Linked DNA regions of Homo sapiens: all the other regions are linked to region 3. The links are chromatin contacts, found by Hi-C or POLR2A ChIA-PET in ENCODE. All regions are on one chromosome and are shown on one strand. The core of a region is the stretch at or near the end of the contact, and the rest is flanking DNA. Distances in the headings are between cores, read along the strand shown.

Evidence for each region. A loop is a pair of places that touch in the nucleus more often than their neighbours do. ChIA-PET counts read pairs that join two places held with the same protein, here RNA polymerase II (POLR2A). Pooled maps may share reads with other maps.
Region 1: a map of heart left ventricle shows a loop between it and region 3 (2.4-fold over the local background). The contact joins the promoter of LCLAT1 here to the promoter of LINC01936 in region 3. A Hi-C loop is called at or near these places in 21 of 168 maps with a recorded cell type or tissue (B cell, CD4-positive, alpha-beta T cell, CD4-positive, alpha-beta memory T cell and 11 more), 32 of 37 single-sample maps with no recorded cell type and 24 of 50 pooled maps. POLR2A ChIA-PET finds 5 or more read pairs at or near these places in 17 of 52 experiments (B cell, CD4-positive, alpha-beta T cell, CD4-positive, alpha-beta memory T cell and 13 more).
Region 2: a pooled map shows a loop between it and region 3 (2.1-fold over the local background). The contact joins the enhancer-like site here to the promoter of LINC01936 in region 3. A Hi-C loop is called at or near these places in 19 of 168 maps with a recorded cell type or tissue (B cell, CD4-positive, alpha-beta T cell, CD4-positive, alpha-beta memory T cell and 11 more), 10 of 37 single-sample maps with no recorded cell type and 24 of 50 pooled maps. POLR2A ChIA-PET finds 5 or more read pairs at or near these places in 16 of 52 experiments (CD4-positive, alpha-beta T cell, CD4-positive, alpha-beta memory T cell, CD8-positive, alpha-beta T cell and 11 more).

What each region holds. Positions count from the first base shown.
Region 1 is chr2:30,445,460-30,449,573 of GRCh38, forward strand. It overlaps LCLAT1 (lysocardiolipin acyltransferase 1), which reads left to right and starts at 1,787. Exons shown (of 6, transcript NM_001002257.3): 1 at 1,787-1,924. RefSeq lists enhancers at 1,477-2,214, 1,518-1,587, 1,628-1,687, 1,898-2,017, 2,215-2,951.
Region 2 is chr2:30,420,091-30,423,992 of GRCh38, forward strand. No RefSeq gene overlaps it. Among named protein-coding and RNA genes, the nearest start is that of LCLAT1, 25 kb to the right of the region's middle. Within about 2 kb of position 2,506, at least 16 of the 41 ENCODE cell types and tissues checked have a DNase peak (open chromatin) inside an H3K27ac peak, as active enhancers do; they include B cell, CD4-positive, alpha-beta T cell, CD8-positive, alpha-beta T cell and 3 more, where a contact is called at or near this core.
Region 3 is chr2:30,344,480-30,348,566 of GRCh38, forward strand. LINC01936 (long intergenic non-protein coding RNA 1936) reads left to right here and starts at 2,167. Exons shown (of 2, transcript NR_122048.1): 1 at 2,167-2,636.

The DNA.
Region 1 (4,114 bases), core at 537-3,036, 100 kb after region 3:
TCTGCCAAAAAGAAAGAAGCATGACACTTAGCAGATCTCTGAGTTTAGAAATCAGCATATTTTGCCCTTGGGAATTCTGTTCCTATCCCTTTAGCAGTTGACGTGGAAGGTGGCTACTGATCAGTAGCTCAGATCAAGAACGGGCTCAGGGCCAGGCGCGGTGGCTCAAGCCTCTAATCCCAGCACTTTGAGAGGCCAAGGTGGGTGGATAGCTTGAGCTCAGGAGTTCGAGACCAGCCTGGCAACATGTTGAAATCCTGTCTCTACAAAAAACACAAAATTAGCTGGGCATGGTGGCAGATGCCTGTAGTTCCAGTTAGTCTGGAGGCTGAGGTGGGAGGATTGCTTGAGTCCAGGAGGCAGGGGTTGTAGTGGGCCACAATCATGCCACTGCACTCCAGCCTAGGTGACAGAGCGAGACCCTGTCTCAAAAAAAAAAAAAAAAAAAAAAAAAGCAAAGAAAAGAAAAAAGAAAGAGCCCAGCACTGTCCTCTGTGGTTAGGGCGGTAAGGGCAACCTTGCCTCTTGGGCTGTATCACCGGACACACCTCACAATGCTAGAGCTCTCTGCAATGGAGCTGCAAAGGCTATGAGGAACCTCCGGCAAGCCCCCAAAGAACCACAGTAGAGCCCTTGAAGGTTCTGGAGCATAGCCAGGCCAACTCTTAACAACAACAAAAAAGAATTGGGAGATCTTTTATTCCAGTAATCTTATTTTAAAGGTAAAAAGGAGGCCTAAAGTCATAGGCATAATTGGCAGAATTGACTTTTGTTCTGGTGTTTCTCTCTGTAGTCATTCTTCACTTTCTGATGCAATTTTAGCACATCTTAAATATTAAAATGTTTTGGAACAAACTTAGAGAAATTATGAAGCTAATTTAGGAAAAGAGCACAAGAATCTTTGATTTACAGGCAATTTGGGGATATAATTTAGCTATATTGAAGCTATGCAGCCAACATGTAGATGGTCATTATTATTACACCATAAATTTTGTGAGGTCAGGAACCTTGTAATTTTAAAAATATTCACTCTGTGCTTTGTTGAATAAACGGATAAAACGTATAGACATACATGAACTACTGATGAGTGGCTGTGTGTGATGTGTAGCTATGTTTATTATTTTTAAGATTCTTATTGTATTTGTTGAAGGCCAAGTTGAGGAGGGAATTGCTTAAGGGAAATGAAAAGGGGTTTAACCACAGTCCCCACCATTCAGGGGCATGCAATCTAGTAGGTTAGGGGACAGGACAGACACACCATGATAGGTGATCGAGACCTTTTAAGAGCAGTGTGATGAAATTGCTATGGGAACTGGGAGGAAACATTTTCTAGGACTGGGGAAACACTGAGTGTGCTAGAAAAACTTTGTGCTCCTGATCAGGGAACCTGGGTTCTATAACTGCTTCTACTACTGATTTGTCCTGTGACTTCGCGCACCAAATTTAGGCTTGTAAATTAAACTCCCAGATTTCTGTTTTCCATTTTGCAGCTCTAGGGGTTGAATGAACCATTAGGTTCCCTCGGACAAATGACCTCCGCTAATTTCCTATTTCGTTGTTTTCTCACCCCTACACCCCACCGTTCCGTGGGTCCCTCCTCTCCAGGAGGCCAGACGAGGAAATAAGCGAGGCCTCTTTAAAGGAGCTCTCAAAGAAAGGTACCCGGGGTATCCCGGGCTGTGGAGCAAGCGCGGGGCGCCGGGGACCCGGGTTTCCCACGCAGCCGGGGACGCCGTTGCGTCACGGCGCCTGCAGCCAATCAGGACGTAGCCTTCCGGGACGCATTACTAGGGCGACGGCCGGACGCCTCCGCGTTACGGGATGAATTAACGGCGGGTTCCGCACGGAGGTTGTGACCCCTACGGAGCCCCAGCTTGCCCACGCACCCCACTCGGCGTCGCGCGGCGTGCCCTGCTTGTCACAGGTGGGAGGCTGGAACTATCAGGTGGGGTTACGGCGCGAGGAAAATGGCGGCGGCCGGGGGATCTCAGAGGTGCAGGAAGGGGAGCTGCAGCCCGGGCTTTTCCTCCTGAGCCATGGACCTTCCCCGGGCCGCGACCTCGGGTAACGGCCACTGGCCTGGCATTTGGGGTCCCGGTGCAGGTGGCGGTAGCGTCGCTGGCTCAGGTGGAAGGAGGCGCGGGGAAGCGACTCCTGGAGGCTGGCTGAGGCGTCAGGTGCTGAGGGGCCGCGCGAGCGGCGAGGGCGAGGTAGCCGCGGGGCGAAGAGGGTCCCGTCGGTGTTTACGCTAGGAGCGTCAAAACCTTCCTCCTGCGACCTCAGCGGGTCTGGGAGCTGCACTGTCCCGGAACGCAACCTGAGGTCTGACCCTGTTAAATCCCATGCACTAAAACGTCTCAAGTGGTCACCACGTGCGGGGCTTCGACGAGAGCCGTGGAGAGCAGGGGCTGGGGTTGTCTTCCCTGCGAGTCCTGCAGGCGCCAAAGGCCTGCCTGTAGGTGCCAGAGTGGCAGTGCCGCGAAAAGAAAGGTAGGCCCTAGCCAGGGCGGATGCCAAACCTGATCTTTAAGGTGTATCGTAGCTTCTAATTGCCCATTTGAAGAAAAGAAGTTGAAAGATAAGGCACTTAGATGTGGTTGTGGAGATGTTTTGCTTTCTTGTACTTCCCTGGTTCAGGTGGCTTCCCTGGAAATACTGCATCTGCCTTTAAAGTTCATTAACTGTGTTTCTTGTGTACATGGCAGTAGATGAGATTAGGGATTGAAGTCACTTTAAGTCCAAGAAAAGTATTGAAGATATGTGTTGAAGGCATTACCAAGATGAAATATTTATTCATATCATTAACTTATTTGTTCAAAGAAACGTCATCTCATGAAGTATAACTACGTGGGTTAGTTTTCAAAAAACTGACTTGATGAAAGCCCTTTTTGTAAAACATATTTTTTGAGAGTAAGTAAAAATACATCATCACTTTTTCGTTTAGGTTTCTGTTGCACATTGTACTTTGATATGCTTGATATGACAGATAAGCATAATGTTAACTGACTTTTGTTTTTGGTAGTAGGCTTGATTTTATGGAGTAGTACCTTGTTCTGTAACTGAGAAAAACGTAATAGCGCTTGTGTTTCAGTCATCAATAGCTGCAATCTCTGGAGTGCCAACTATGTGTCAGTTTCTGTGAAAGCTAGGCTTCTCCTACTTTTTAATTTGAACACATGGTCGTCTGCATCTGCCCCCACCAGGTCTTTAGGCTGGCTGTTGCTGACAACCAGGAGGAAGCAATGGGGAAAACCCAAAAGATTCTTCCAAACTGGATCCATGGAGATTTGGTCAGTTTGTCCTGGGGTTGAGGTTATGGGTGGATTCTAGTCCAAACTCTGCCACTTAAAAATATCTTAGGGTAATCATACAACTTCACTATTGGTGTCTTATCTCTAAAGTGAGTATTTCTTATTCAAACAATCTCATTGCACTGTTGGGAGGAAAAAGAAAAGACAGTATGTGTGAAAGGGCTTTAAAAAGTTAAAAAAACAGTGAAAATATTTGAAATTTATTCCTCTGCATTCATGTACTCTGCCAGGCACTGAATCCGGGGACTTATATGTGCCAACTCAGTCATCTAGCATCACTGTGAGGCGGATACATTTATTATCTTTATTTTGCAGATGAGGAAACTGAAGCACATTGAAGTTTAAGTAATTTGTCCATATCACACAATTAGCATTGTGTTTCCAGCCTGTGTTCTTACTGTCTTACTACCACCATGCCTACTATCTTCCTATGACATACAGATGTGTTATGTATTAAGGGGAAACATTAATTCATGTACAAATTTTTCATTTTTAATATATATATTTTTCTTTTTCAAAGGCTCTAGCAATGTCCTAGAATGAACACATATTTCAAGCCAGTAGTTTTGTTTGTGATCTTGTGTAAATAATAATCATGGTTTATTCCATTGGCGTCCAATAGTGATTTGTGTGGTAACAATTACATTTACTTTGGTTAAGTGGTATATTCTTCTTACTTGTGTTGCCCATTAATTAAAAAGTTATTTTGAAACAGAGTTATGACTAATTTCTTTTTTTTTTTTTTTTGAGAGGGAGGTTCGCTCTTGTTGCCAGGGCTGGAGTGCAATGGCACGATCTCGGCT
Region 2 (3,902 bases), core at 1,256-3,755, 76 kb after region 3:
CAACATTAAGCTCAAAGGGTGTGAATATTTTTATGGGTTTTGATATGCATTGTCATTTTATTTTCAAACAGCTTGTAAGAATTCACACTGGCATCAGTAATGTATGACTCCAGTGTCACCCACAACCAGACCATCATTGGCCGTCACATTTTAACTTCTCTTAACTTAACAATGTAAATTGATGTTTCAATGTTGCTGTAGTCTACATTTATTTAATTATAAAGACAAATTTTTTCTGGGGTTTGTGGGCAATCTATATTTCTTGTTTGTAAATTACTTATTCATTTTCTTATTCACCCATTGAAATCTTAATGTTTTATTTTATATTTTTTAATGAGTAATTTTTAAAGTATCAGTACTCTTTACCATAATTGATAAAAATATTTCTGCAGACTCTGTTGCCATTTTATATTAGAGTTACCAGTTTTCATTACTTGAAAGCTCTTAAAATATTTATTTGGGCCTGTCAATCTTCATGATTTATTCTATTGCTCCAAAATTGAGAACCTATTTCTCTATTGATCTGGCTGTTTTATGCTGAATTTTTGTAGTTTTGTCGTATAATTTGTCTATTTATGTATAATTCTTAGCCCAATTGCCATTTTCTAGATGATATAAAGAATTGATCTAAACAAAACATTTTCCAAATTTATGACCAGTGATACTCCTAGTTCTCATTAAATAATCTTTTCTTACTCTCATATTTATCACATTTTAAATTTATGTAGTGAGAGTGAGTTCTGGATCCTTTTTGTGGTTGTTTCGATATAATTTCCCTTTTTTTGTGGTAAGAATCACAAAAACATTTTGTTTTAATTATTTCTGTGTGTTTTTCTTGATATCTCTGCTGTTGATTACATTGACTGGCATGCAGTATGTGTTCAACTGATTTTTACTGACCTGTATCACATTTACAATATATACACATACCTTCTAAGTTTCGATCTTGAGTATTTTTCAATTTAAAAAAATCCATTACTGGCTGATTGAGTCACACCTAGAAATCTTTTTCTCTGTTATCTCCAGAGCATCTCAATTCCTCCCCACCTTCATTTGTTGCCACATTCTTTTGGGAAGTCTGAGAAGTTGAGATAGCAGAATGTGCAAGTAGGGAGGCTTCCAGGTTACTTTCTCAACCTAGTCCTTGCAGCATCCCCACCCCCACGAAGCAGGCAATCTCTTTGCAAGCAGGATGGGGAAGCTCAGAGAATGTCACTGACTTGCTCAGAGTCACACAGCTTGGAGTTATGGTTCAAACTTGGATCACCTGGCTCTGAGTTTGGTATTCATACACATCGCTGACTTTATAGATCTTAAAGTTTTTTGTCTTAGTTATCTAGGCAGTACAGCTAGTAAGTTAGTGAATATTTTTAGGCCAAAGGCTGACATAATGAGATTTGTTTGGAAGGGGCATTCTGGCAGAACACCCACAATAAGATGTAAGAGATATAGCACAACTCCCACCTAGAACTATTTCTCACCACATCACAGGCTGCAGGTGGAGATGCATGGCAACGTTGAGGGAACTCAGACACCCAATCTGATGCACGGCATACCAGGAGGTGGGGAGGGGATCTGCAGAGACCTTTCACTGAGTTTTGGCACACAGACTGCTAAAGGAAAGCCTCCGTGGTGGGCTTGAACATGAGCATAGAAGAGCTCTTTTTAAACACAGGCCTTGAGCTGACTACAGGGGTCACAGGCAGAATAGCAAACAGAGACAAGACTATAAATAGCAGCTGCAGCTGGAAAGCAAAAGACAGGCCTGACCTGTGCATAGTATAGAAAGGACCTCAGGCAAGCCATCAGTCTCACCCTATTGCTCCCTCCCCTTGCAGAGGCCCCTCCCCACAACAGGCATCCTCAGCTCCAGCAGAGAAAGACTATGCATTATCACTGGAAGAGCTGTGAACCTGAACAGATTTCGTCCTCCCCAATCTAAGGAGTTAAAACTTAAAACACGGCGAGTCGACTTCAGATCTGGGGACAAGGCTCCTCCGAGTCCACCCTGCAGGGCTGTGAGCCGATCCTTTATTTCTGCTTGGTTGTCATTGTTCAGTTCTGTCTGCTTAGCCAGATTGGAAATGGTTAGCTGGAAAAAATTATGGTGCTGTCTAACATGATGTAACAAGATGTCATCTTCTAGCTCCAACGCATAAAATGGATTTACAGGAAGGAGAGGAGAAAAAAAAAAAAAGAGCAAAGCCCCAGGGAGCGCTTGACTCAGATAAAAACCACTGGGTTTTGTTTGTGAATGTCTAAAAGCTGCATGTTATTTTACTTAGAAGAACATGAGAACAGACTGGCATTTCAGGGGAAACAAAAGTTGTGGGCTACACAGCCCAGAGGAAAAGTGTGCTGAAAAAACTAAAACTAATATTCATTTCATATTGCACACATATACAAACACACCACAAACCCTATCTACCAATCACACAGACACATAAAATATGTGCCACAAATACCACCCCCGCCCCCAACACACACACAGGGCATACACACAGGAACACATACCACACCCCTTCTAAGCCTCGCCCAGGCATGACATGCACTCACCACCCACACACATTGTCGCATATCCTCTAGCATCGCCCCAACACCCTTGCCACAGTGACAAATACACTCATTCTTTTTACTCAAGAATCCTTTAATTCCTATATCACTGAGCCATGCAGGTGAGCATATATTCTGGGTCTAAGCTTTTCAGAGCTCCCTTTTATGAAGACACATACTGGAAAAGACATAGTGGAAAGAGGGTCAAAGGTTTTGTGGTTCTTTTTAAATATACAGTGGTTCTAGAAAGGCACATTCTAAGCCAATCCTAATATACTGCAGGGAAGTAACATGAATAAGAAAAGATATAATAGGGGCCGGGGGCAGTAGCTTATGCCTGTAATCCTAACACTTTGGGAGGCCGAGGCGGGTGGATTGTCAGAGCTCAGGAGTTCGAGACCAGCCTGGGCAACATGGCAAAACTCTGTCCCTACTAAAAATACAAAAAAGTAGCCAGGCATGGTGGCACATGCCTGTAGTCCCAGCTACTCCAGAGGCTGAGGCACAAGAATTGCTTGAACCTTGGAGGTGGAGGTTGCAGTGAGCCAAGATCATACCACTGCACTCCAGCCTGGGGGACAGAGCAAGACTCTGTCTCAAAAAAAAAAAAAAAGAAGATATGATAGGATTCCGTGGTCATTTGTGTTCCTTAGAACTCCATTACTTTCTTTCTACATTTGAAGCAAGTTCTCATGTTGCCTCGGGGGACTGTCAGTGCCTCAATTATACACATACACCGAAAATAATGGCATAGAAGGAAAGGGAAAGATTGGGCAACCCATAGTCTTTTTAGACCTTCTTCCCTCATCAGCATGCCAAAGGCAGGCGGTGTTGGTAGGATGTCATATATTAGGAAATGAAATAAAAATCATTGAATTAGTTTTATGCAGAGTTTTCACTGTTCTGCTAAAAACTAAGTCCATACACATGTATGAGCTATAAAATATGAATTTTGTAATTTCATTAAACACTCTTATGCCTATATTTAAAACTGGCATTATACAACATAAACATAAATGATAAAATTTATGGTGACAATTTTTAAATGATCATTTTTCTTAGAAGGATCTTATATAGCAAATTTTAAAATGCCATGACAAGTTGAGAGGGAAACTGCAGAAAACAAACAAAAAAGCTTTATATTTTAGTACCTTTAACAACACTCTTCTCCTGCTATTTGAACAAAAGACCCCAAATCTCCATTTTCCATGGAGCCTCACTAATTCTCCAGCAGGCCTGAGTATCTATCCTTTTTTTTTTTTTTTTTTTTTGAGACAGAGTCTTGCTCTGTCGCCCAGGCTGGAGTGCAGTGGCGCGATCTGGGCTCACTGCAAGCTCTGCCTCCCAGG
Region 3 (4,087 bases), core at 917-3,416:
TTATTCTAGTAGCAATCCTCTGTGGAAACCCACAGGTTTGGAAACCTGCCTCAGGTTACCTGACCATATTAAGTGGTAAAGTTGGATTTTAAATGGGAACTCAGTGTCCTCTAACTGGGATATGTATCAAATTCCAGAGGGTAATTAGGCAAAAATAATAATCAGGAAACCAATTTCCAGATCCTCAACTTGCATCGGCCTTCTTCCCTAAAATGGAGTTATCTGAGAATAAGACTGAATTAACACACTAAGGCTTTTTCCGTTTTACAAAAGAAAGGGGACCCAACGTGGGGAATGACTCCATGAATAATTCCATAGCTCACAGGGCCTCTGCATCCTTGTACTGGTGGTGAGAATAATAACAATTTTTGGCCGGGTGCGGTGGCTCACGCCTGTAATCCCAGCACTTTGGGAAGCCGAGGCGGGTGGATCACGAGGTCAGGAGATCGAGACCATCCTGGCTAACACGGTGAAACCCCGTCTCTACTAAAAATACAAAAAATTAGCCGGGTGTGGTGGTGGGCGCCTGTGGTCCCAGCTACTCGGGAGGCTGAGGCAGGAGAATGGCGTGAACCCAGGAGGCAGAGGTTGCAGTGAGCCGAGATCGTGCCACTGCACTCCAGCCTGGGCGACACAACAAGACTCCATCTCAAAATAAATAAATAAATAAATAAAATAACAATTTTCATTTAATGACTTTGTTCTTCATTCCCCCTGCTCTTGGGGGAGAATCCTACAAGAGCAAAAAAAAAAAGTATAAAATACGAAAAACGGCTTTTTCCATGTATGTAAATGTGATCAATAAAATACTCTGAAGCATAAGAAAATAATATGTCAGGATAAAAATCTGTGAAGGAAGTAGGAATAGTAATAAGAGTTCCAGGAGATAAAAAGAAAGATGTAAAATTCCTGAATGCCAATCAGCTTTTTCATAAATTTTAAAATGGATGATAGGGGCTACCAAATTGTCGATGTTACATTCCACTGGATCCATTTTAAAGTGTGAAGTCACAGTAGGTTTTAAATATCAATATTTACAATAAGCCAGAAACCACAGTTTTTGCAGCTACTTAACTTTTGAACTTCATTTTTTAAATGTGCTGGGGGTAGACAGTGGATAGCTTTACAAAATTCTGTTAGGGGTACATACATAAACAAGTAAGGCATGGGCCCTACCTGTCTGACGACACTCTCTCTGCTTTTTCCACTTCTCTAAGTTGGCCTCTAAACAGCACCTTCTCAGCACTTGGGTAATAATGACATCAAAAAGCAATGAAGGCCAGGTGCGGTGGCTCCTGTCTGTAATCCCAGCACTTTGGGAAGCTGAGGCAGGTGGATCATTTGAGGTCAGGAGTTCGAGACCAGCCTGGCCAACATGGTGAAACCATGTCTCTACTAAAATTACAAAAAAAATGAGCTGGGAGTGACGCTGCATGCCTGTAATCCCAGCTACTCAGGAAGCTGAGGCATGAGAATCACTTGAACCCCCGGGGAGGCGGAGGTTGCAGTGAGCCAAGATCGCACCACTGCACTCCAGCCTGGGTGACAGAGCAAGACTCTGTCTTAAAAAAAAAAAAAAAAAAAAAAAAGCAAAGAAGAAGTAAGCAACTCCCCCTCCTCCCATATCCTAGGAAGTACAGAGAAAACTATTCTATATGGGTTGAGCCCCTATTATGGGGCAGGTCCTATTTGGGGCATTGAATTCATCTGTCTTTATTGCTCTAATAGGGACACTATCACTCCCATTTTACTGATGAGGAAATGGAGGCTCAGAGGAACACATAAGCTGTTTATGGACTTACAGCTGCTACAGCTTACAGCTGGTAAGCACCAGAGCCAGGATTCAGCCCAGCTCTGGCTTAATCCAAAGCCAGTGCTTCTCCATGATATCATCCATGCTGCCTCCAGAAATCAGAGCAGAATTAGGGGCCACCTTGGTTTTATTTTCTTTCTCTGATAAAAGTGAAGTAGGGCACAAGACCCTGCCCAGTTCTTTTCCTACAGGCCTTTGAACATTCCCCAGCAAAGTGAGAAGGGAAAGCTCAGGGCTACCTCCAGTGCTAGCGCAGAGGGCGGGAGTATCAGCTGGCTGGCTGGAGCTGGCCAAGCCCCTCCTCTCCTCCTCCTGCTTCCCCCTCCATCCAGGCTCCACCGGGAACCTGTCCCAGACGCCTACCCCGCCTGAGCCAGAGGAAGGGAGGAAAACAATAGCAAAAACCAGGACCCTTCGGACTTGCCGCTGAATGGGGATTTTCGTCGGATGTTGAGTTTACCTGGAATGCCCCGGTGTTATTTTGGGAAGGCAGACATCCCACGGAAACAATGAAGTGGAAAAGAAAACAGCTAAAGCAAAATCTAGAGCCCAGTTTTTGCCAAACCAGCCCCACGTGGGCTGGGCAGGCTCTGGAAGCCCAAGTCAGGCCGATGAAGAGCGGCTGAGGCCGTGGGGATCTGGTTTACCAGGAGGGCACATGGAGGATGCAAGAAAAGGAAGAGCCGTATTCAAGTCCCCACTTCAGTGATGAGGCAGAAAGACCCTGCGCCTGACCACGTGGGAACAGCCTGCAGTGAGCGGTGACGCCGCCTGGCTTGAGCTAAGTGCTGGGCTCCACCATTCATTGGCTGAGTGACCTTAGGCAAGTCACTTAACCTCTCAGAGCTTCCTTATCCTCATGTAGAAGATGGAGGTGGGGCGCGGTGGCTCACGCCTGTAATCCCAACACTTTGGGAGGCCGAGGCGGGTGGATCACCTGAGGTCAGGGGTTCAAGACCAGCCTGGGCAACATGGCAAAACCCCATCTCTACAAAAAATACAAAAATTAGCCCGACGTGATGGTGCGTGCCTGCAGTCCCAGCTACTTGGCAGGGCGAGGTGGGAGGATCACTTCAGCCGGGGAGGCAGAGGCTGCAGTGAGGCATGATTGCACCACTGCATTCCAGCCTGGTCAATAGAGCGGGACCCTGTCTCAAAAAAAAAAAAAAAAAAAAAAAAAGGCAGTGGGAGTGGGAGTGATTTGCTTTAAAGGAACAGAGGAAAGATAAAATATATCTCTATATAATTATATACATTATATATAATATATTTACATATTTTATATATATAAATATATATATATATGTCCTTAGATATAGGTGTATATTTTCATATATAATTGATGAGAATTATAGATTATAGAGAGCAGTCATCTGGGAAAAAGTTTACAAACTGCTATCAGGCACTGGAGAGAATTTACTCAGGAGAAAAGGCCTAGGGAAGAAGGAAAGAGATAAAGTCCACTGAGCTAGCAGGGGCTGAAAAGGGAGAAGATCCTTCGAAGCTCCCTGTGCATGGTTTGACTTTGGTTTGCAGCACCAGCTCCTCCCATGCATAATATTACATAGTATTCTGGCTCTCTATGGCCCCTGCAAGACATAATTTATTTTTAGGGATTTATTGAGAATCTGTTGAATGCATTGCACCACGCCAGCATGGCAGGGAATCAGGAGCTAAGTCAAAAGGGTCCCCAAGAGCTGCTTCCTGGCTGTCACCAAGTCCTCAAGCCGCTGAGCTCACCTTTTCCTTTAGCGTCCGGGTCAACTGCCTGGTGCTCTCTTCCCACTTGCAGTCAGAATTTCAAGCCTTTTTTCATCCTCCTGTTCCAACCCCTGGGAATTCTGCAGAGCAACATGTCTCCCAATCTCATTTCTTGTTTAGACTGGGAGAATTGTGATAGACACCCTCATAGATGTGTCCCCTGCAGATGTCGTCTGCTTTCCATGCGGCCTCATCCCACACATGATGTGTCCCTCTCCCCATACTCCCTAAAGAAGCACTGACCCGAGACAGCTGACGGAACCAACATTTACCCTTTGGTAGGAGCAGGGGATGACCGATGACTGTGAAGTACAGGAGAGGGAACAGTTCACACCACTGCCCTGTGCTTCCTTGGCCAATCCTCCTCAGGGACCTCCTCTGCCAGCCATTCTAGTGCTCCCGGTTCCACCCACTGCCATGTTGTCCACAGACACTGTCTCCTCTTCTCCCCTCTTCCAGACTCTACCATCCCTCAAGAGGCAACATCATCATACCTCTTTCCTTTTGACCTTC